Regions from separate parts of the Mus musculus genome. Here regions 2 and 3 are each linked to region 1. Evidence: chromatin loops called from intact Hi-C (ENCODE). Cell type or tissue: heart. All regions are shown on one strand.

Region 1 (8,000 bases):
GCACTGGGGGGCGGAAGGGGGGTGGGAGTCAAAACTCAAAGCCAGACTGGATTTTACGAACCCTTGCCTGAAAACAAACACCTTTAAAAGTGGCTTCAATGTTCAAAAAGACTTAAGTATTTATTATTCATAAAGTAGACCTTTCACACGCTGTTTGTTGAGCTTATCAAACCCAGTCACATGATACCAACCTATTATAACCCCGGATGGTTTTAAACCTGAGGGGGAAAAGAGAATGCCAGAGTACAGGGGTTCATTCATGATCCAAAAATTCACCCCTGCGTATTGTCAAAATGCTTTCTATTGCTTAAAAACTCAAGCAAGAAAAGGCTTTTCCTGTAGGTAAGTGAAACAGACTGGGTGGAGGTTTGTTTGCATTCAGCTGGGTGGAGACTAAGAGCAAACTAAGTGGTCAACTAGACACATTCTCCACTTCAAGAGGCTCTTGGAGCTCAGCCTGCCCTGTGCTAAGACCCAAGGAGAGCCAGGACTCTGTAGGACTGATCTTCCTGGGGCCGCATAGAACAGGGCCTGGCAGAGACTTCCTACTGAAAAAGCACCGCCAGCACCATCATCTGGAACTGCTGCCTTCATCCTTGAGGATGAAGGAGCTCCCGCCATGGTTCATTCTGAGACTAGACTAAAAGAGCTTTGCCTGGGGGGTGGGGTGGGGGTGTGTGTCCTACTGCCCTGCAGGTTCCCATAACACACTCAAGGCATGCCTTACCAAAGCCAGGCACCTGCAGAGCAGTGACAGCGGCACTACCTGGGGCGGACAAACACTGGAAGTTGCTTGACATTCAACAACTGATGACAGACAAGAGGCACCAAACTTACCCTGTGACCACCGCGAGCCACAGCACTGAACCACAGGCAGCACGGGGTTCCCTGCTCCTTCCCTGTCACTTAGTGCTTATAAAGGAAGACACACGCCACAGGTTTCCAAGTCAGCACGGTGTGAGAGAAGCAGGTCAGACCAGGGTAACTGCTAGGAGAGGCGGTGACTGACTGGGTAGGACACAGGTCCTGGTGTTTTCTGTCCCTTGATCTGAGGGTGGCACATGTTACTTTAGGTGGCTCTGCTTTTCCCTACACACGTTTCTAAACGTGGAGGTCAGGAGAGAACTGAGTTAGTTCTTTCCTTCTACTGTGTGGGCTCTGGAGACTGAATTCAGGTCACTAGGCAGCATGCACCTTAGCCCACTGAGCCATCTCACTGGCTTCGTGTGTGTGTGTGTGTGTGTGTGTGTGTGTGTGTGTGTGTGTATCTATCATGACAGCATCTCCTATACCCCAGCTGACTTTTAACTTGCTCTATAGCAGCAGCTGATCTTGGACTCCCAATCCTCCTATCCCCCTGCCTCTATCTCCCAAGTGCTGAAATGAACAAACGTGCTCCAAGTACCTACACAACATTTAAAGAGGAACAAACCTCATCTGGTGTTCAGGTAAGTTAATACCGATTGATGGAGCCTCTCACTTCATTTTTCCCCCTGCTCCTTCACACACCCCACTAATTCCCTCTATGGGAGTGCTCCTGGGTTTCTCTCCCGGGAGAGCTCTAATGCCACCATCCATATTTATGGCTTCCTCCCACACCCCCTCTGCTAACACCTGCCACCCACGCTGATCCAGTCCTTGCTTCTCCATCCTCCGCTGTTATTGTATATATATATATATATATATATATATATATATATATATATATATATATATATATTATATATTCCCAGTTGTTTCTATGCCAAGCCTTCCCAGCCAGACTGGAATGAAGAGCATGCTCTTGGAGGGTGACGGCTGTTCTCTTGGTTCCATAAGCAGAGCAGAATAAAGTCCTCCTCTAAAGCTAGATAGACGTGGAGGGTGACTCTTTCTCCTCCCCACATGTCTTGGTTAGGGTTTCTACTGCTGTAACACCATGACCCAAAGCAACTGGGAGAAAAAAAAGGGTTTAATTTCAGCTTACAATTCCACGTTGCAGTCCATCACTGAGGGAAGTTAGGACAGAAACTGATACACTGCAGGAATCTAGAGGCAGGAGCTGATGCTGAGAGTATGGAAGAACACTGCTTACTGACTTGGTCCCCAGAGATTGCTAAACCTTCTTTCTCATACAACTCAGGACCACTAGCCCACAATGAGCTGGGCCCTCCCCACTTAAGAAACTGTCTCCCAGGCTTGCCTCCAGGACAATCTGGTAAGGGCATTTTTTTTCAAATGATGCTTTCTTTTCTCAAATAATTCCAAGTTACATCAAGTTGACATTAAAAACTACCCAGCACACCATTAATCTGCCAAGAGACAGCTGCTAATTCTCTACTACTTTGCAAGCCCAGTAAGGGAGCAAGAGGTGGAGGAGGCAAGCCAACGACAGGTGTGTTTCTTGATTACCTCCCTGTCCAGTCACCCATTTGACTTGTTTTGATGACATGGGGCAGTGACCAGTGTATGTCAAGCTGAATGCATTTGCAGAATCATCATAAATGTGTGCTTTTAGAATTTCCTGCCAGCCCCCAGCATGCCATTTTCCAGAAGCCTTGTCACACCTCCTCTTACTCTGTTTAAGCCAGGCATGTTGGCACAAGTCTGTGATCCCAGCACTTGGATCAGTGGTTCAAGGCCAGCTTCGGATGCACCAGTGAATTCAAAGCCAGCCTGAACAGCATGCTATCCCCGACTCAAAAACCCAAACCAACCAACCAACCAACGGACCGACCAACCAACAAAACAGCCACCCAAACCTCCAATCATCTCAATTTCTTTTCAAGTCTCAAAGAAAACACTATCAGCCTGATAGCCACAGCACCGACCACATAGCAGACATGAGTGTCAGGAGATGCAGCACTCTGACTACAGTGCTCTGGAAGCTCATATTAATATTCTCTTGACCAAAAACTTGGAAATCAGACAATTCCTAGCCCTGCAACCAGCAATGTGAGAAACCATTCTGAGCTGTCAGGATATGGAATTACACAAAAGAAACCAAAACCTACTTTTCTGGTCCTTTCTTTCAGCAGACAAATCCCTCTTCTCAGGCCCAGCATTTGCGTAGGGCTGCAGGTAGAAGAGGATTTACAGTCATAAACCAAGGGAAGGCTTGGCTAGACACCAGAGGGCAGAGATGAGTGTGAGTCTCCTTCCTTTGTAAGTCTAAAACCCAGCACAGCTCTTGGCTGAAGGAACCTGAAACCCATCGGTCCCAGAAAAAGCACAACACATAAAAATGCCTCTTCCTCCTTTTAAGTACATCTACTTACATTTACACCTAATTTTGCAAAGGCAAAATTCATATATGTGAATTAAGACTGAATTACTGGGGGGAAAGGTATAAAAATTTCATTTCCAAGTCAGCTAGTGATTCTACAGAGTTCTCGCCAATTGACATATTTATTCTAAATGGTTAAAACCACAAACTCATTGTGGAAGAGACCCAAGCCAACAGCAAGTTAAGTCTTCCAGTACAGACCTGGAGAGCAAGCTCCCCACAGGAGGATATCAGTGTCTGCCAAGGTCATCCAGCTGATGTGCAGTAGGGACAAGAGCTTTCATTTACTGGGGTCCTACCAATTGTTCTCTAACACCCTCTCCGCAAAACAAACAAATAAAACAGCGCACAAAGAACGCGTCCCCTCGTCAGGACACAGCTTAAAATTTCCAAGAAACCAAAACGGTCTCCCAATGTGTCTCCTCCGCAGGACTGGCCGCAGAGAGGGGGCAGGGAAGGTCACCAGTGAATTTCTGCCAGCAGAAAGCTACCCACTTTCACACTGCACGTCTACCCACATGGATGCACCAGGAGGGTTCAGGCGCCACTAGTTACCCTGTACAAGGTTCCCCAAAGCAGTCAAGGGAGACACTGAGTCTATTCGACTCTGCCGGCTCAGAAGGTTCCAGCAATGAATTAAAATCCCAGAACCAAGCGACGTGAAGAGGGCCACTCTGGCTGGACCTGCCACGCGGGGCAGGTCATCCTTACCCGCAGCGCCGCGTCCACACCTGCGCAGGCTGCGCCGGGGGCGCCCATGTAGGCAGCCAGGGGCCGCGACCCTCCGCCCGTGTCCCCTAGCAGGCGCGTCCGGCGTCGCAGGGCTGGGGAGGAGCCGCTGGGCCTGGGGTATCGCAAAGGCGGATCGCCGCTATCTGGGCTCCCCGGTGTCCGCTCTGCCGACTGGGGGCTGCGCCACGTACCTCGGCAGGCAGGTGCCGCTGCTTGGCTTCGCAGCTTCTGGGGCCTCCGCGCCGCGCCGCCCACCGCCTCTGTGTGCATGCTAGGGAGGGAGCGCTGGCAAGCCGCCAGCCCGGGGCCCCGCGCCCCAGCCAGCCCCCGGCGCCGCGCTCGCGCCAATTCAGCCCCGGACAGTCCGCTCCCCCGCGCGGATGCTGAGGGGGGTGGGGGTAGGCGGGGGCGGGGTCGCGCGTCACGAGGATAAGGGAGACCAATCAGAGTGCGCCGAGGCCCCGCCTGCGAGCGGACTGTCCCCCCGCCCCCTCCGACTGCTAGTGCGAGGGGGAGCGGGACAACTCCAGCCGAGAAGTAGGTGGGGCGCCAGGCAGCCTAGGATGAGGGTGCCCCGCGCTCGGGGATCTCTTCAACTCTCCCCAGGCTTGCGCGTGATTAGATAGTGGAAGGCGTTCCGGAGAACCTAAGGTGGCTCTGGACCGGTTAAAGGCTTTGACTGAGCATCCAATTAGGAGTCGGAGCTGGGGAACTAAGGGGCTTGACGTAGTCACGTGCTTTATTCGCCAGCTGCCCACTGGTCTTCAGGTAATTACTGGTCCTGGGTTCCTGAGACCCAAGAGACAAATACCAGGACAAGCTAAATCAGCGGTTCTCAACCTGGGGGTCGCCTAATACCAATGGAAGACACGTTTATTTACATTTACGATTCACAACAGTAGTGGAATTACAGTTATGAAGTATCAACGAAAATACTTTTTATGGTCAGGGGTTACCACCACAACTTGAGGAAGTGTATTAAAGGGTCGCAGCATTAGGAAGGTTGAGAACGATTAGGCTACACGGTTGTTACTGTGCTAGTTACCAAAGCCAACCAACTTGTTTTAACAGGAGAAGGAACTGAGGTCTGTGTGGGACTGAGGGTGAGTAGCTTTGAAGTCATTTGGAGGCCGAAGCAGGAACAGAACCTGGGCTTGGAGCGCTCAAATCTTATTTGTCTGAAAGCTAGAGAGGCCCTGGCCTCTCACACCTTATTTTGGAAAGGAAATGCCATACGATTTTTAAAAACACATTTAATAAATCCCAAAATTGGTGCATTAAAAAGGCCTAAAACCGGACTGGATCTCCCTTTTAGGATATTTTTCCCCATGATCTTCTAGAAAAGCCGACAAGAAAGGGATCCAAAGCGCAGAGTAAATGATATAATGTAGCCAAGTTCTTCTGAGGATGCAGACCCTTTGTTACTGCATGTGTGTGTGGGAAATCCCCTAGTGCCATAGTCTTTGTTATATTGGAATAGCTTGCCTTCGACCTCAAGAACATTTAACCACAAAGGGGCATTCTGATAGTCAGGAGGCACGCTTTCCAAGATAACAGCTCCAGTTTTCTTGGTGACTGCATAGCAAACTCCTTTTTGGGTCTGCTCAAGGTCCCGTGCTAGATCTGTGTATCAGCTGAGAAAATTGAAGCTTTGTAGTGGAAGCTTGTCAGCCTGTACAAACAGGAAGAGGCCCTGGGCTAGCTTTTAGAACTCCCTTCTCCAGCCCCAATCAAGCATGGCTATCCATCTTTTACCGAACAATAACCCTCTCATTTTGAGAAGGAAGATCCTAGACCCTGAGCCAAGAGCCGTTATCAGTTTTCCTTTTTACAGCAGCTTGCTCTCTTTGCTCTTTCTCCAGGGTGGAGAGTAGAACATGGTCGCCTGGGAACTGGGGGATGCTCTCTGGGTAGTCAATGCCAAGAATAAAGACATAGGAAAGAACGGAGTAGGTGGATTCTACTTTCATGGCTATCCAAAACAACAAATCTGTATGATTTTAAAGCGAGGACACTGGAAATAGTCTAGAAAGGGAAAAAAAGATGGAAGAAAGCCTGACATGTGGCTAAAGCCAGTGGGTTGGCCAAGGCTGGTCAGACACTAGCTAGCTGCCTGGAATGACTATAGCAGGAAAAAGATTGCAGAGCCGCTCACTCTCCTACTATTGGACCAGCCTGAGGCCTGCCTGTGTGGTCTGATGCTCTGACATCTCTGTGCCTTGGTTCTCTCCCACATCTCCCTGTGTGGAGCCCCACCCTCTTAGCAGTAAGGGCTGTCCTGGAAGCTGGAAGCATCCTGCCTTACAAGAGTAGGTGTAAGTTGAGGGCAATGAAGTGTAAGAAGTGAACTCTACCTTCTGTCTTAGTCTCCTGGGACATTTGTTTCAAATATTCATGAGCTCTGTCACCTAGTTGACACTTAGTGAAGGAAAAGAAGACCTGCTCCCAAAGTCCCCAAATAACACACTAGAATCAGCCACTAGATTTCAATGGTTTACTGAGTGGCTTCAGAGAAGCTTCCAGACTCTGGCTACCATACAGTAGGACTACTAATAAATCAGAGATAGCAGCTACCACTTCCTAAATTCACTTTTTCCATTTACTACATTAGTTAATCTAATGACGTCCTCTCACCCTCCCCTTGTGAGCTGCAATATTCTATTTTGGTAAGTTTGTCTAACTTTTGGTTCTATTGGGTGGGTTCTGTTTGAAGTTTAAAAAAAAAAAGATAAATACGGTCTGTGTCCTCCTTGTTGTCTCCGGGACCCTTTCAGAGAATCTCCACAGTCAAAACTATTGTATAATAATCTCATGACACAAAAGGTGAACAAAACTAACTGCCCATCACTAATCAAAACAGCATAAACGATTGGGTGGGGTAGTACATGAATGGAATGAATCCCAGTGTACTGGAGTGGACGAAAGAGGATCAGAAGTTCAAGGTCATCTTCAGCTACACAGCCAGTTTGATGCGAGCCTGTGCTACATAAGACCCTGTTACAGCAAAACAATTCATGGTACCCAATTATAAAGATCCTTGACGGGGCTGTGGACATGTCCCTGTAACTCGAGTTCCAGGTGATCCAATGCCCTCTTCGGGCCTCCGTGGCCACTGCATGCATGTGGTACTCAGACATACATGCAGACAAAATACTCATACATACAAACTAAAAATAAGTCTTTTAAAAAGATTCTTGAGTATGCATCTTTCTCTATTTTTATTTTTGTTACCTTTCATTCATTCATTTCTATAGAAATGGCATCTTTTTCTTTTCTTTTGTTTGTTTTGTTTTGTTTTGTTTTGTTTTGTTATTTGAGACAGGGTTTCTCTGTATAGTCCTGGCTGTCCTGGAACTTTCTCTGTACACCAGGCTGGCCTTGAACTCAGAAATCCAACTCCCTCTGGCTCCTAAGTGCTGGGATTAAAGTTGTGCACCACCACTGCCCGGCTCTTCTTATTATTTTATATAACAGAATGAAGACTTCATTTAAAACACTTGCTTCAAAGTGATGGAATATGATTGAAAAATGTTTTGGTAATTGAGTTGTAAACAGAATCAATCATGTATTTTCAGAAAACATTTTTTAAAAAGTGTGTGTGTGTGTGTGTATGTGTGTGTGTGTGTGTGTGTGTGTGCATGTGTGTAGGACTCTGTGTATACATTCATCTAGTATATGCAAGTCTTTGCATGCATGTGGAGGTCAGGATGGGACAGGGGGTGTCTCTGAGCCACTTCATCTTATTCCCTGAGACAGCATCTCTCAGTGAACTTGTAGCTAGGCTGGCTGGCCAGTAAGCTCCTGGAATCAGCCCTTCCCCCACCGCAGCACTGGGGTTCCAGTACAGGTGGCCATGCACAGCTTTTATGTGGGGTTTGGGGATTTGAACTAAGGTCTTCAGCAAGTGCTCTTTCCCACTGAGCCACTTCCCCAGTCCCAATTAATCTATTTTTATCTGTTTATAAGATGAGTATTTAAATTATAGGGCCCTATGCTGATTAGA
Region 2 (8,000 bases), 150 kb after region 1:
GAAGTCAGCCCACTCATCTGCTCAGCCTCTCGTCCACACTGTCTTGGCACTCACCTAAGGATGGTGCATACTCTCTAAGAGACCCCCAAGGACTGAAAACAACAACAACAACCACCCCACATCAAAACAGACACTAAGATCTGTGAAAATGTCTCCATAGCACCAAGGAACTCTGGGACAATAATGAGACTCAAGAGGTAAATGATCCTTAGAACAATGCTTACAGTGTAAATGAAAGCAGTAGTCATACAACATTGTAAGATTCTGTGTGGTGTGTGTGTGTGTGTGTGTGTGTGTGTGTGTGTGTGTGTTTGAATTCATGTGTGTAATTGTGAAGGCCAGTGGTTGACACTAGGTATTTCCTTAATCTCTCTTCACCTTCATGTTTTGAAACAGGGTCTTTCACTGAACCTGAAACTCATCATTTTGGTTAGCATGGCTGACCAGCATGACCTTTGGGGATCTGCCTACCCCACCCACAAGGGGACTACATCAACTGCCATGCCCAGCTTTTTGCGTGGATTCTGGAGCCCTGAGCGCAGGTCCTTGGGCTTGTGAAGCAAGCACTTCAGTGATTGAGGCATCTCCTTATTTCAACATCAAGGTTTTCACTGAAACTCTACATAGACGGATGATGTGCAGATATAACATGCATATATAAACAGACCAATGCCTGTTGTTATAATACACCTCATATGGTATGTAATCTAATTGCATACTTCCATCAGCTCTGTCTGAGTCCTGACAGTGGTTAGCACCTGCACTGACTACTATATGCTTCAGGGCTTTCTAGTCTTGTTAGTTATATTTTACATGGACTGGAGATGTTTTAAAAGCAGAAATAAACCTGAAAGCTGACTCCTGACATCAGCCCACCCCTCCGGCAAACTGGCTGAGCTACTTTTGTTCATACTTGCATCGTGTTCACGGTTGACCCTTTGGCTCCTGACTGCACCATCATCTGCAGGTTGTTTTCGGGGAACTGTCTGTGCAAGCCAAGAGGCATACATGCCTGTGGATTAAATCAACACATTGGTCAGCGACTTCATCTTTTTTGAAATCCCACATTCAGAAGGTAAAACTATGACACAAAACCAATAAAGCCAGAGAGAAGAGTGAACTGCATTTAAGACAAAGGAAAGCCTTATCTGGATTATCCTTTCACTAAAGCCTATAGATGTGTCCTGCCTCTGCCACACTCACAGGAGCCCCAGGTTCCATTCACTGGTCAAACCTCACCAAATAAGGAAACATAAATGGCTGGGAAGCAGGGGAGGGTTGGGGGTGGGGAGCTGGCAAATGCAACTGGGAGGCTCTAGATATGGTTTGAATAAGAATAGCCCAGAGACTCATCACCATGGAGTGACACTATCTTAAAGGATCAGAGGATCCTTGTTAGAGGAAATGTGTCACTGGAGGTTTCAAAAGCCTCTGCCTATGGATCAGGATGTAGAACTCTCAGCTACATCTCCAGTACCATGACTCCTGCGTGCCACCATGCTCCCTGTCATGACAACGGACTAACCACTGAAAATGTAAGCAAGCCCACAATTATATGCTTTCCTTTATAAGAGCTGCCTTACATGTCATGGTGTCTCTTCACAGCAATAGAACAGTGACTAGATAAGACACTGATAAGAATAAAATCTGGGCTGGAAAGATAGTTCAGTGGTTAAGAGCACTGGCTGTTATTCCAGAGGACTCAGGTTCAGTTCCCAGCACCTATACGGCAGTTCACAGCTGCTTGTAACTCCAGTTCCAGGGGATCTGACACTTTCACACAGAACATGTCGGCAAAACATCAATGAATATAAAATAAGATAATAAAAAAATGTAAACAAAGAATAAAATCTAAGGTACGGTACTAATGAATCAGCACAGGAAAGCACCATTTGCTTCCCCAAAGAGCCAGCATTTTACCAATGTCCACACTCACCAGCACAACACCAAGCACTGGGTTGGGAGCCTTGCCTCAGCAAAAAGCCAGCAGAAGTGAGGAAGCCCACAGGGAGATCCTGGGGGACAATGACATGGGTTCTGAATCTGTTTCAGCCTTTGTCTGGAGATCTAGACACCCAACTCTGCACAGGAGCGGCAGAGCCTGGGCAGGAAGTGAGCCACGGGACAAGAATCTATTCTAAGATGTGCTGTCAGCTCTGGAGGGCAAGGCTCCTGCTTTCCCAGGCAGTGCTAAGGCTCCTCTGAATAAAACTTTCTTTTTGGGGGGGGGGTTTCGAGACAGGGTTTCTCTGTATAGCCCTGGCTGTCCTGGAACTCACTCTGCAGACCAGGCTGGCCTCGAACTCAGAAATCCGCCTGCCTCTGCCTCCTGAGTGCTGGGATTAAAGGCGTGCACCACCACGCCCGGCTTGAATACAACTTTCTACTGAGGAGAGCTGTTCTCTAGGCCACCAACTGAACATCAGGGAGAGGATCCACAGACAGACTGATGCTGAGTAGTAGCCTCGTTCTTGCTTTGCTCAGGACAGACTCCTGGCTGGTGGCTCCTCCAAACCACAAGACGGGGAGTCCAGGCTCTGGAGCACAGGGAGAGCACATGTGACCTTGACCCATGCAGAGTCCCATCTCCTCCAGGACTGCCAGAGGAGGGGCTCAGCATCCTCACACGCCTGCTTCTCGGTGAGAACAACTCAGTGCCCAGGCACACGACTTCCTTAAGGTCACACAGCAAGGACCAAGTACAACAGGAGGCCAGGCATTCCCTTGGTGCTGCTGCACAAGCATCAGAGACTTCTGCCTTTCATTCTGTACATCTACCTACAGTGGAGTGGTTCTACAGGCAGGCTTCTTTCTTCAGCCCCTTTAATGCAGCAACTTCAAAGGAAACACATTTAGAAATGCTGCTCAAAGCGTTCCTCTTTTGCATGAAACCAAGGCCTTCCCAGACTCTGTGTGAGCTCTTCACAAAGACGGATTCTACCTACCCAACTTCAAACTTCACCTAGTTGGGCTGATCTAAAAGGCTCAGGGTGAGAATCAAATGTAATTAAAAGCAAACCAACAGAAATCAGCATTCAAAAAGATGGGGATTTGTGCACTGTATGGCCAGGCTAACCTTGTTAATCTCATTGCTGTAATGGTTCACTTCCTCCTTGAACTTCATATCAATCATGTTAAAATCCCTCTGGTCTTTGCTCAGATGGGCATCCTGCCATTTCCCTTGGATTTCATCACATGATGCAGTTTCTGGCAGGCTCAATGCAGCCTTGACAGCCTAGAACGAAGAAAGGAACAGGAAGCTCTAGCCAAAGGAGGGCGTGGTTTTATTCTGTAAGGTGGACAGCAGACCACAGCCTCCCAGTCCTCCTCTTTACCTGGGGTCCACACTGGGTAGATTCTTCAATGATACGCTGTCTCACCACATCTGCATTTGGCTTAACCAAAATGTCTTCTACACCTGCAAAGTCAAACAGAGAAGATCAACAGGGCCCAGGCCTAATGTTGCACTGGCTAGTAAACTTGGTGATGCTTTGACCCAAAGTTGAGAGCTACAGGTAAGAGAAACTCTGGAACAGCTATATTAACACTAATGAATGCTCATGGAGGCCTAAACACTACAACTTCTCTTTCGTAAGTGATACAATTAGGGCTCAAAACTGAGATACACAGAAGAAAGCCGAGGCTTAAGTTTCAAACTTCTGCTTTTTAGCCAGAAGCTCTGCTGGCTACATCCAATAAATATATGTGGGATGAAATGGCTAGAGATTTTGGCTGTTCAGCAGTAGAAGAGAGGCTGACAGTGAGTATCCCAGGAACCCGATCTACAGCTGTATGCATGCATGCAAGCACGCATCCACGTCAAGTACAGTAATTTCTTTTCAACCCAACAATGTTTTGTTTCTACACAAGAATGCCAGACTTAAGAGATCTGAGTGGGAAGGCAACAACTGACTGTTTAAGAGCAAGAGCAAACATCTGGAAGTCCCATTACAGTAGCTGGAAATCTGAGGCTTCTGAAGACTCTATGCAAGCAGGAAGAGGAGGAGATGATTCCTTTCCGTGGAAGCCAAAAGCATAAAAGCAGACCCTGCATGAGGTCGCATCCAGGCCATCCCTGTAATGATGATCTCTGCCAATTAGGCAGCCCTCCCCCAAACTCTCCTCCCTCCTAGCATGGCCTTGCTTGCTCTGTCAACCCTTGGCACATAGGTCACCAGTGCACTGAACCATTCCTGTCTGTGCCCTGGGCTAGAAGAGCTTCAAGCACGGCTGTTGGTTAGGTCTGGCTTTCACTTGTGAGTTGGGTGCAGGAGTTTATGCTATCATAACGAGTGGGTTGAAGGGACAGAACGGGGATGGGAGGGTTGCTTTGCACTGCTGGAGGGAAAGGAGCACTGGCTGTGCAAAGTCAGTGGATAGCACTGATGGCAAGAGCCTAAACATCGACCAAGAAAACTGCCTAGGTGCCATCCTGTAAGGTGAACAGAGCCAGGGCCACAAGCAGGGTACTTACCCAAGGTGAAACCTCTATAGAGCTGGAGGTAGGCAGTGAAGAGGCGGGCTAGGCAGGTGAGAACCCTGCCGCTGGTCTCACCCCCATAGATCTCATAGCAGCAGTGGACCAGGCCGTAGGCAGAGCTCCCATAGTGTGCCTTGTCCAGCACTCCGCAGAGCAGCTCTCCTTCCCTGATGATCACCTGTGTAGGGAAGGGTCACCAAAGCCGGGCTGCAGGGGTCATCTCTTATAGGAGCTACCCATATAAGCCAAGTACTATTTAGTTTTATTGTTTATGTCCCTTTACTGTGACCTGCCTCAAATCCTTCAGGGAAAGTAGAAGGGAATATATGAAACTAATACACACTTTAGATGGGGGAGACAAATACACACTGGCTAAGTTTTTAACTGCACACAGTAAGTGGATGATCTATACAGGGAAAAACAGTGGCTGCTCCAGGTCTGCATAGGGCATCTGACACAGGGTGGGGGTGGGGTTCACTGGTAGAGTTCATGCTAAGCGTTCAGGGGATCCTGGGTTCAATAACCAACACCCCATGAATAGAAAGAGGGAAGAGGGAGGTAGAGGAGAGCAGGCCCTGTTAAAAATACAGCCAGCAGCAGACCTGAGATGCTCGCTTACCACGAGCACGCAGAGGCCTTGGTAGTCTTTGGTGGGAGTGTGCTCTCACAGGGGTGAAGTAATGGAGGGTGACCACATTGGCCTCCTCTAAGCCTGGTTCTGAATGTCTGGAGGTGGGAATGAGAACCTCACAGCATTTGGCTAAGTCACATCTCTCAGGGGTCTTGAAGGACAGAGCAAGTTCTGTGCTGTAAACACTGAGGTATCAGCACCAGCTTTAGGAAGCCTTCCCAAATCAGCAGGCGTTTCATATGAGAGCCAGAGGGCAGAGGGCAGCCCCGACCACATCGGAAAGACAACTTGTCTTCTGAGGCACAGCATCAGTTTTTGAACTTGTTTTTTCAAGTTCATCTGCCTACCTCCAGGAACAGAGATTCACTTTAGAAAGGGCAGCCATACCTGGGACTCACACATGGAGTCCGGGTCAAAGTCAGGGATAGGCCGTGGCTTTTCCTTCACCCAGGCTTTGCTGCCAATTTTTGCCTTTCCAGATAAGTTCAGGGGGGCGTAGTCCTCTGGAATTATGTTTATGAGGAGGGTCGACACAACCTGGGAAAAAGAAGGACAATATGCTGGAAGGGGAAGGATTGTCACCTCAGGATGCAGTCTCTCATGCTCTCAAGGCACAGTAAGGCAAACAGGTCCTCTGATAGACAAGTCCCCCCCAAATACACTAACATACATGAAAGCATCATTGTTGAAGGATATCTGATCACACAGTGAACCCCAAGATTGTGTTATTCACTAACATTCTAGTTGTGGTGTGACTCAGTCCTTAGCACACACCTTTCATCCCTCTGGCTGGAATACAGACACAACCTCAGCACACACCTTTAATCCTAACAATGAAGGTAAAGTTAGTTTGTAGAAGGAAGAACTCATTTTTGAAAGTGATGTCTAATTGAGAAGCAAAGCGATGAAAGATTGGCAGAACAGATGCCTAACTCTCACACAGAGAGGAAAGAGAGGCATTGTAAGAGGGAAGCAGGACAGAGGGGAGGAGGAGGAGGGGGCAAGGGGGAGGAGGAGGAGGAGGAAGAGGAGGAGGAGGAGGAGGTACTTTTACTGGAAGCTTTACTGAGACATGTTGAAGAGAGGCCAAGCTAGACCCAGGTGAAAACAGAATGAGCCAGAAAATTAGAACATATTGCCAAAGTCAGTATGAGACCAAGCAGAGCAACTAGGGGAAAACACTTTATCCTAAAGTGAGCAATCTCTATGACTTGCATTCAATTTCTGAATAGGTCAAAGGAAGGAGAGGAAAAATAGAAATTGCTTTGGGGTTAAAGCAAATATCAGATAATGTGGTAAAATAACAAAAATGAAGACTTCACAAAGCTGAGAGAAGCTGAGAGAGATGGTGAGGCTTCTAAGCCTCCCTACCTGCCTGGAGGGAAAGCTGAGACACACTCTTCAGTCATCCTCAAGTAGGGGACAATCACTACCAAGTTTAATGACTTCCTACCTGCACAGAGCTTGTATTCTCGAGGCAAAGACATTAAAACTACCTAAGGCGCTCAGCTCCCCACGGGAGGCCTAAGCATCTGAGAGAGACCCGGAGTGAGACATCAGGGATGGGGTGCCTGGTATTGGTCACGCACTGAGGAGCACTGAGGGACCCAGCATTGCTTGTTCACAGCCTGCAGACAAGATGCATCCACTCCCTGGCAATTATCTACCCTGTGTTTACTATGAGGCAGGCACTGGGGAGAGAATAGTGCTCCTTGGAGCCTCGATTCCTCGAGGATCCTGCTTTGGAGGAAACAGATCAAGGAAAAGTAAGAGCAGAGTGTACGAGGGCACGGCTGTTTTAGTAAGATGGCCATGGAAGGCCTCAGCCAGCCAGGGCAGTCAGACAAGATCATGCATTTTAGGGCAAGGGACTGAAGGGTGAGTGGAAAGGCTTAGCTGAATGGAAGGAAAGTATCTGACGACTATACCCAAATGCCCTGACCAGCCCAGGACATGAATAGGAATGTATCTCTTATAGTTGTGGGGGCAGACTCAGAGTCTGGGGAGCACCATGCTTTCTAGCTCATAAATGAAGACTTCTTACTCTGTCTTGACTTTGCGGATGGAGTACTTAGAAGACTCACAAGGGCATTGCTCCCATGACCTAAACATTTCCCAAAAGCCTCATTCTGCAATACTATCTTGGGGGGCGGCGGCGAGTGAGGATTATAACATGAATCCTGGGAAAACAAGTATTTACACAAAAGATTGATCTGACTTAACTCCTGACAGTACCGTTTACTTTAAATACATTCCAGGTCTCCATGCTGAACACAGCCTTAAATGAACGCCTTAAAGAACAGGTGTCACACTGATAAAAGACTGATAAGCCCATAACCTGACACCAAGCTTTTACAGAGCTAAGTGCCACAGGTAAATTGATGTAACTAGAATTAATGTTAGTACTGAAAGGTCAGGGTGTCTTTCCTGAGTCAACCAGAAGGGCTATCATCAGCAAACAGTAGTTGAAAGAAGGCCTGGAGAGGCGCACACTCTCTCAAGCAGGGGCTCTGCAGAGGGAGGCGGTGTCCCGAGGACAATGGGCCGGCCTGGGAAGAGTTGCCAAGTACATTCCTCCAGAGAGCGAGCAGTGCTGGGACAAATGGACAGGTATTACAGGTTCTGGGGCTGGAGAGGTGGCTCAGTGGTTGAGAACACTTGCCCCTCTTAAAAGGGAACCTGGGCTCAATTTGCAGCACCTACAAGGCAGCTAACTGCCCGTTAACTCCCGTTCTAGGGGATGTGATGCCCTCTTCTGGCCCCCGAAAGCACTGCTTACATGTGGTATACAGATACACATGCAAGCAAAATACCTGTGTACATAAGAGTAAGAAATAAAAATAAAGAAGGCAGGTAACACTGCTTTCAGAGCAGACGATGATTACAGGG
Region 3 (8,000 bases), 170 kb after region 1:
GGGGTAACTGGCTGAGGGTAAGTCAGTTTTGTGGCAAATACCTAGAAAGAAGGATGGCATGTTAAAATTCAGAATGGGCAGACAAAGGTTACAGGAATACAAAAGCTAACAAAATGAGCTGCCTGGTTTCTTCCCAAACTGTGGAGAGCTGTCTTGCTTAGCCAAGGCCTTTCTACAGGCAGAGCAACATGTCTCCTTTGCTGAACTATTTTGCTAGGCTTGCTCTCTTAAGGGAACAGACAGGGCAACTTACAGATTAGTTCTCTTAAATGTACACCCACCAAAACGTCACCCTTTCCTGTCCGCCAATAAAGTCTGTGTTGCCAAAGGGGTAGTACGGGGCACTTGCTTGAAAGCGACCACACCCCTCCCCATCCCAGCAGGTGTCACTAACTGCTTAGTGACCTCCACTGAGCCCAGGCATGGCATCAGAGAGTGGCGCTGAAGAGGAAATGGATTTGCAATTCTGACCCCTGAGAACGTGAAGTGTTCTTCTGTCAACACTAGGCCTGAAACTTGCTCTAAAGCAAGTGAGTTCTCTCCAGCGAAGTAAGTTTCCGAGTCACAGATGTTCACTTACTTGCTCCTTCAACACACACACAGACTCCAGAGCCCAGGATGTGAAAGCTCCAGGTCTGTATGTGGGAGCAGTGTAGAGCCCCGCCTCCTTCACTTCGAGCTAATGGGCTTGTTTACTGTTTGCCCATCACTCGGCCCACAGCTTTAGGAGGCAGTGCTCCGGTGTGTGGAACCCTGCCAGGTTAGCTTAGTCTCATTTTCTCTCACCTTCTTGTTCCCATAACCCCTCTGGTGCACTGTGGGGGAGGGGAGCAGGGTTAGCACTGTTCTTCCTGGTCACCCTGTATTAACCTCAGGCCTACATGGCTCTGAGATTTTGGGTTAAGGTGGGGGTCAATAAGGTGGAGAGCATTAGAGTCTCTCCTCAGGATACAAGCTATTAGCAAATAAACCCAGATCTTAAAAAGAAAAGATCAGAATGCTATGGAGGTACAAGGCAAAGCTGGGGACACTCCAGGCACTGAGGTCAGAGCCTGGATGGCTTCTACCTTCTGCCTACCAGGCCTTTCCTCCCAGAGATTCAAACTTAAGGATATTATGACTGGCTTTCCTTGGTATATATTTCAGCTTTTGGATGCGAAGACCTCTGGTTCCCGGGAGGCAATGAACCCAGGAACTGTGCTCTCTGCCTGTTCTTGACACATCAGGCCCAGGAAGCCAAACTGTGCCCAAGACTCAGAACACTTTAGCTCTGCTTATTACCAGCTGCCCCAAGAGAGGCAGGGTGGCGTGTAAGGAAATGAAACTCTGCACAGAGGGAATTAAACCGTCCTCGAATTATTGACCTCGAGGCCCATTAAGGAGGAAGTCGGCTAGAGAGTGCTGCTAATGAGCACCAAGGCTTTAACTGGCGGGGAAGTGAGAAAAGGAAGCTGGCTCGCCAAGGAGCGCTAATGGGTGACCAGGCAAGCCACTCACCCCTGGAACTGGGAGAGACAGATGATACACACTCGCTGTCCTTCTGAGGGCTCTCTCCCATCTCCACTGCCAGACACTCAAGTCGGACTGACATCCCTGCCCTCCTCTTCTCCCGTCATGGACTCAGTTGGACAAGAAAGGTTTAAAGACTAGGTTAAGGTGCTCTGGGGCAAAAGTCTTCTAGGATGGCAAAACCATTTTGTACCTCAAGTTCCTTCCACATGTGAAGCAGTGGAAGCTGTCCCCATTGGAGCCATGTTGATCTACCATCAACTCTGTCCCCAGCCCTTGATGGCACACCTATCTCCCAGCCACCAGTAGCAAAATGAGGCCTGCCCACAAACACGTACCATGGGGATTCCGATCTCATTGGTGTTGATGTACATGTCTGGGCAGATGACCGAGCGGGCTGCGTAGTCAACTCGCTTTCCCATCATGTGCTTCCGGAACAGGCCTTCCTTCTTCTCTAGGATCTACACAGAGCAAAAAAGTGCCAGAATATTAAATAGTTCAGTCATGTCTACTGTCTTCTTGCTTCTGAAACAGTGAGTATAATGTGCACTTATTTCTACACATGCAGACGCGAGCCGGGGATGCAGACCAGTTGTTAGCTGCTGACCCTCACCAACATGTGATCGGAATCCAATTCACTGCTCACCTGTCTTATGCCAGGGTACTTTTCCAACATCAATTTGTCCATCTCACTGTCAAACACAATATTGACGTGGCTCTGAAGGCGAATCCAAATGTTGTAAAGTTTATCTGTGAGAGACGGGCCTGGAAGCAAACCCAGGAAGGATCGGTCGATAGCCACTGAGGAGTCATTTTCCTGGGAAGATAAAGGCAGGAAAATAGGAGTGATTGAAAAAACACTTGGTTACTCAACCTAGCCCTTAATGAGAAACAAAAAGGGGAGCAGGAAGGGGGCTGGAGAGATGGTTCAGAGGTTAACAGCACTGACTGCTCTTCCAGAGGTCCTGAGTTCAAATCCCAGCAATCACATGGTGACTCATCTGTAATGGGATCCAATGCCCTCTTATGGTGTGACTGGAGACAGCTACACCATATTCATATAAATTAAATCTTTATATTAAAAAAAGAAAAGAAGCCCTGGAAGCTGACAGATGGTACTGTACTTGTTAGTGTGTATCAGTAGTACACATCAGCTCCAGCCCCTCTATGAATGTATCAGCTTGTCTCTTTTAGTTATAAAATGAACTCAAAATTCATCAGCACAGCAGCATTGCATATATCTATAATTATCAGCCACTTGAGAAGTAGAGGTAGGAGAGCAAAATCTGGTCTCAAAATCAAAACTACACTAAGATTTAAAAAATAACGTAAGCAGGTTCTATCTTAAGCTTCTTAATGTCTAGTCCACCCAAACCAAGGGGGTCTTAGCAGCCCTTCCCGTGGGCACTCTGTTGCTGAGGGTCCCACCAGACAACAGTTTCATATGGAACTGCTACTTCAGTTACAGGGTTAGGAAAACATTAGTGAATTCATAAAAGTGCGGTGGAGGGCTTGCCTAGCTTGCTGGAAGCCCTGGCTCCATCTCCAGCAGCACAGAAACTGGCAGCGATGGGGCACACAGTAAGCCCAGCACTTGGAAGGTGGCAGCAGGGCATCAGAAGTTTAAGGGCAGCCCTGGCTATATGGTAACTTAAAGGCCAGCATGGGCTACATACATGAGACCCTGTCTCCAAATAATAATAATAATAATAATAATAATAATAATAATAACAATAACAATAATAATAATAACAGCCACCACCACCAAATAACATTACTATTATTTTAATGCAGGTAGAATAATTTCTTAAGAAAAATGTTTGCCATATAATACTGTATGTCACCAGTTATAATGTGAGTCCCCAAGTGGGTTAGACTAAGCTAACTGGCTCATCCTCAAGCTTAAATATTTATCTAATCATGTAAAAATATTTCTATCCCTAATCCTGACTCTTCTTCTTACCTACCCAGGGAAGAGAAACACAGAGGTCCTTAGAGCACCACCTACTGGCCCCATCTGGCTACAAACAGTGTGTGAAGGCAGATGACAATGCCACAGTGATAATCTGGGTTTGTCCCCATTACCAGGGAATAAAGGAGTCATCTTGGAGGGTACATATAGTTCTGCAGACAACATTACAGTCCTTTCACCACCTGCATGATGGCAGAGGCCTGTCTAGTCAAACTCACTGCTTATAGTCACATGATTGCTGTTGAAATGAACAAGACCTTGTCCCCTGGCTTCTGGTATGTCCCTAGTCCCTAGGGGACAGCTCCTGAGAGATCAGTGCCATGGGAATACAATGATGAACACAAATAGGAAAAAAACAAGAATATGTCTAATTAATTAAAGGGAAATTAGCCGAGGGATCAAGACAGTATTGTTTGTTTTTTTTTTTTCCCCCTAGAGATAGAGCCCTGTTACTATTGACAAAAGCTAGTCTCTACTCTTAAGGGTCACTAAAATAAAATTCTCATTCCTACTCATTGGATTTGATTATCCTATGGTCTTCAGTCTTCCACACTGGACCAGGACCTGCAGATGGCAACTCTTTCTTATGCTGTTAAAAGCACATCCACACTGACTCATCAGTAAAGTTCAGTAGAACCAGACAAAGGGTCAAGAAGTCATCCAAAGCTATGTGCCCAGGAGACAATGGTGTCACCCTGGGACAACCCTGGCTTATAGCAGCACTGTCTGAGCAAATGACATGGAATATGAGAGGTCTGTCTCTCCAAAGCTAGAAAAAGCCATTCTATTTACATCCTGACCACAGTTCAGGGATGGAGTGACCTTGGCAAGTCACTTTGAATACCCAATTTAGCTTTAATTTACAGAGTTTGATGTAAGACCTGGAAAGGGCTAGGTAACTGTCAGTGGGGATGGTCTTATTCTAGAAAATCCCATTCTACATCGTCTTCCTGGCTCCATTGCTAAAGACCTTTCTGAGCCAACACACACATCCTTAGAGCCGGAGGGAAGATGACTACTGAGACCTCCAAGAACAGCCTGGGTGTGAAACCTCACCATAAATGTCATACACTGTATAGTGAAGATGCGTCCAAGAAATCAAAGTGACTAAAACCACTGGCATGATCTTTGGATATTGAACCCAAACAATACCTACATTTATCTATAATCAGGCCTGCACTTGTCCTAACAAGTCACACTGCCAACCAGGGGTGCTGCCCACTGCAGGTAGCATCTTGCAGCAGCCACAACATCTGTGTCCACACAGTTAGAACCAAGTGTGTAGTTCTTACCAAACCTGTCCTTAACCAAGACATTGTATCAACACCGAGGCAGCTCTGACCTTGTCTATGGTGAGTTCTGTCATCTCACAGGGCAGTTTCTGTTCTTGGGCCATCAACGCCAGAAGTTTCCGGATCAAAACTGCATCCTTCATGACAGCTTGCAAGTTTACTGTCTGGCCATTAGTGAACATCTGGTCACCCAGGCGATTGACGGGACGGTACCTACAGGGTGGCATACAGGCTTCATGAATGTTTTTCAGCCTCCTAACTATTTACTGAAAGAAGCACAGCTCAGTCCACTAGAAACAACCACCTATGTCTAGGACAACCAAATGACAGAGAATGCTCAGGCCACTACCTGCAACCTTGGTTTGACAGCTGTTTGATTTCTCAGTGGCCCAACCCTTCCAGGCCCTCCTACGTGACCCTGCTCAATTCCTCAGCCCACCCTTTTCATGCAGAGTAAGTTAAAAGGAGTTACCTGGATGGCGGTACGACTATGAAGTCTAGAAAGAACATACTGGGGTTGAAACTGGACTCTGGGCCAATATCATCCAATCCCGAAAAAAGATAATTCAGAAAGAATCCTGTGTTGAAATAAAGTAACCAACAAGACCATTTAAGCCATTTATGCATAAAAACATAAAAATGTTACTAAGAAAAAAAAAACAAATCAAAACAGGATATGGGATGCTATGCAGAATAAGAAAATACTTCTTATAAAAACAAACAAAGTCAGCCTGGGCATAGGACAGCTTGTATGCAGTAAGATAAGATGAAGATGCTGAGGGCCAACGGTACTTCAGTAAGGAAATGAGCTATGAAGAAACAGGAAGCTTAAGTCACCCTCCCTCCTAGGTGTGGAATCTTACATACATAACAAAATGTTTGCAAGCAGGGGCGTGGTGGCACAGCCTGTAATCCCAGCAGAGGCAGAGGCAGGCGGATTTCTGAGTTCAAGGCCAGACTGGTCTATAAACTGAGTTCCAGGACAGCCAGGGCTACACAGAGAAACCCTGTCTCGAAAAACAAAAAACAAACAAAAAAAATGTTTGCTATTTTGGACTCTGAACAAAATTAATCAAAATAAAAAAAAAAAATCAAGTCAAATAAAGTTTAGTCTCTTAAAAACAAAAGATAATGGAACATCCTTTCTCTATAGGTATGTGAAGAGGGCTCTTCTGCAAACTGGATCAGAGACGTAAGTAAGCTGACCTAAAACTGCTTGGAGAAAATGAACCAAGCCTGAGTAAAGCCTGCCACAGAAAGCACTTAACGAATGCGGTACTTTTCCACTCTTGTAATCCTGGCGATACCATGGTTGTCTATGAGCTTCCTGTGCAGAGACCAATCAGTGCCCAGAGCACTTCCTGTGCAGAGACCAATCAGTGCCCAGAACACTTCCTGTGCAGAGACCAATCAGTGCCCAGAACACTTCCTGTGCAGAGACCAATCAGTGCCCAGAACACTTCCTGTGCAGAGACCAATCAGTGCCCAGAACACTTCCTGTGCAGAGACCAATCAGTGCCCAGAGCACTTCCTTTGCAGAGACCATCGTTAGTGCCCTGACACCATCTTGGAAGATGGCTGAGGACTTCGAGGTCTCTGCACTGGCCATCTTATGTATTCAGAAAGGGGAAGATTTCCCTTTTTGCAGGGAACTGAAACATACAAAAGTTCACTCTGATTCACAGAAGGAATCTGCATAGAATGAATGTTTACAAGATCTTTTTTTTGGGGGGGGGGGTTTCAAGATGGTCTCACTAAGTAGCTTTGGCTTTCTTGGAACTCACTATATAGACCATGCCTTGAACTCAAGAGATCCACCTACCTCTGCCTCCCAAGTGCTGAGACTAAAGGTGTGTGCCACCTGCCCAGCTAAAACATCCCTTTTAGTGGACATCTGAAAAAGATGAGTGACAATAAGCCTTCCAGAATGCAGTAGTGCAGCAGTGACTGGGCTCGGCTGCACCAAGTTCTTGGTAGGGGGTGTGACCTACCTTGCTTCTTAATGGCTCTAAGTCAATGTGCCCTGAAGCTTGCCCCAGACCAGTGGAGAAATTACAGGTGGGAGCTACATTAATTAGAACTTCAGTTAAGGTAGTAAGAGGGTGGACTAATAAAATGATCCAGGAAATCAAATCCACAGACAGACAGACAATTTCTCTAGTACCTTCATTCTTCCAAATGGCGAAAAGGTGTTCTTGGGCGCTGCTTGGGGTCAGGTACCCTCGTTTCCCCATCTGAGCCTTGTCAATTCCTGGAGCTTCCGGCACTCCTTCTGTAGTGAGATAGACCCATATTCCCCCCATTCTTTCAACAACCGTAAACATCATTCTACAGAGAAGCAGCTCCTCAGCCCGGATCTCCACCCACACTCTGATTTCGGGAGTAACGAACACAAGACACTATTATATAAAACCAGAGTGGAAGAATACACCAGGGCATTCCCACTCGCTCATATTACTAACATAACTATTTTCACTTTTAAACTTTCTTTTCTAGTGCTTTGGTTCATGTAAATACCGTACATGACATTGAGACTGTGCCAGGTTGGTGGCACAGGCCTGTCACCCCAGGACTTAGGAGGACGAGGCGGAGGATCATTAGTTCTAGGACAATGTGGGCTACAGTGAGGTATTACTTCAAAAAACCCGAAAATCTTGCATGGATTTATTTTCATCAAAATTCTGTTCATTTGGTGCTATAAGAGGGACACATAGACAATTGCTATATAGCTTTCATCTAAACACTTTTTTGCTTGTTACTGAGACAACCTTAAGTAGCCCAGGTTAGCCTTGAAGTCCTGATCCTCCTGTCTCCACCTCTCAAGTGCTGGGCTTAGTCTATGCAACCATGCCCAGCTCCAATCATCATTTCTATGGCTGCACGATACTCTACTGAGGAGATTTCCTAATTTATTTAACCACACTCTTCTATTTGGACATTCAGATTGATTTCAGTGTTAGCTTTTCTAAATGAACATTATTGGGCTAGGATATAGATAAGTGTTGAATAGGCACCTAGCATGAATGAGGCCTTGGAAGAAAACAAGCAGCATTGTCTCATGGACCCAGGACCCAGCAGAGAGGGTCAGGGAAACAGTAGTAAATGTGGGGAGGTGATTTTTCAATTGTGTGAGTGTGAGGACATATGTGCCACTGTGCACACACACACAGGGAAGCTGTCTTCTCATTGCTTTTGGGAGTTGGTTCTCTTCAGCTACTATGAGTCCT

Evidence for each region. A loop is a pair of places that touch in the nucleus more often than their neighbours do. Peaks named below come from ENCODE experiments on the same cell type or tissue, not always from the same donor. Only the 100,000 strongest peaks of a DNase experiment are listed, where the experiment ranks them.
Region 2: it touches region 1 in a loop (2.8-fold over the local background); 7 of 42 quality-filtered maps call a loop at or near these places.
Region 3: it touches region 1 in a loop (4-fold over the local background); 9 of 42 quality-filtered maps call a loop at or near these places.

What each region holds. Positions count from the first base shown.
Region 1 is chr6:72,093,971-72,101,970 of GRCm38, reverse strand. St3gal5 (ST3 beta-galactoside alpha-2,3-sialyltransferase 5) reads right to left here and starts at 4,363. Exons shown (of 7, transcript NM_001035228.2): 1 at 4,189-4,363. The coding sequence starts at 4,267. In heart, CTCF peaks have their summits at 3,112 (motif pointing right), 4,007 and 4,208; a DNase peak (open chromatin) is centred at 4,450; H3K4me3 peaks cover 3,848 bases; H3K27ac peaks cover 5,622 bases.
Region 2 is chr6:71,945,998-71,953,997 of GRCm38, reverse strand. It overlaps Polr1a (polymerase (RNA) I polypeptide A), which reads right to left. Exons shown (of 34, transcript NM_009088.3): 15 at 5,499-5,648; 16 at 4,475-4,658; 17 at 3,336-3,418; 18 at 3,077-3,235; 19 at 914-1,012. Among named protein-coding and RNA genes, the nearest start is that of Gm26628, 14 kb to the left of the region's middle. In heart, a CTCF peak has its summit at 7,849 (motif pointing left); DNase peaks (open chromatin) are centred at 3,217 and 4,067; H3K27ac peaks cover 702 bases.
Region 3 is chr6:71,923,635-71,931,634 of GRCm38, reverse strand. It overlaps Polr1a (polymerase (RNA) I polypeptide A), which reads right to left. Exons shown (of 34, transcript NM_009088.3): 7 at 6,938-7,045; 8 at 5,246-5,351; 9 at 4,824-4,986; 10 at 2,156-2,326; 11 at 1,848-1,970; 12 at 1-41. Among named protein-coding and RNA genes, the nearest start is that of Polr1a, 19 kb to the right of the region's middle. In heart, a CTCF peak has its summit at 3,506 (motif pointing left); a DNase peak (open chromatin) is centred at 1,414.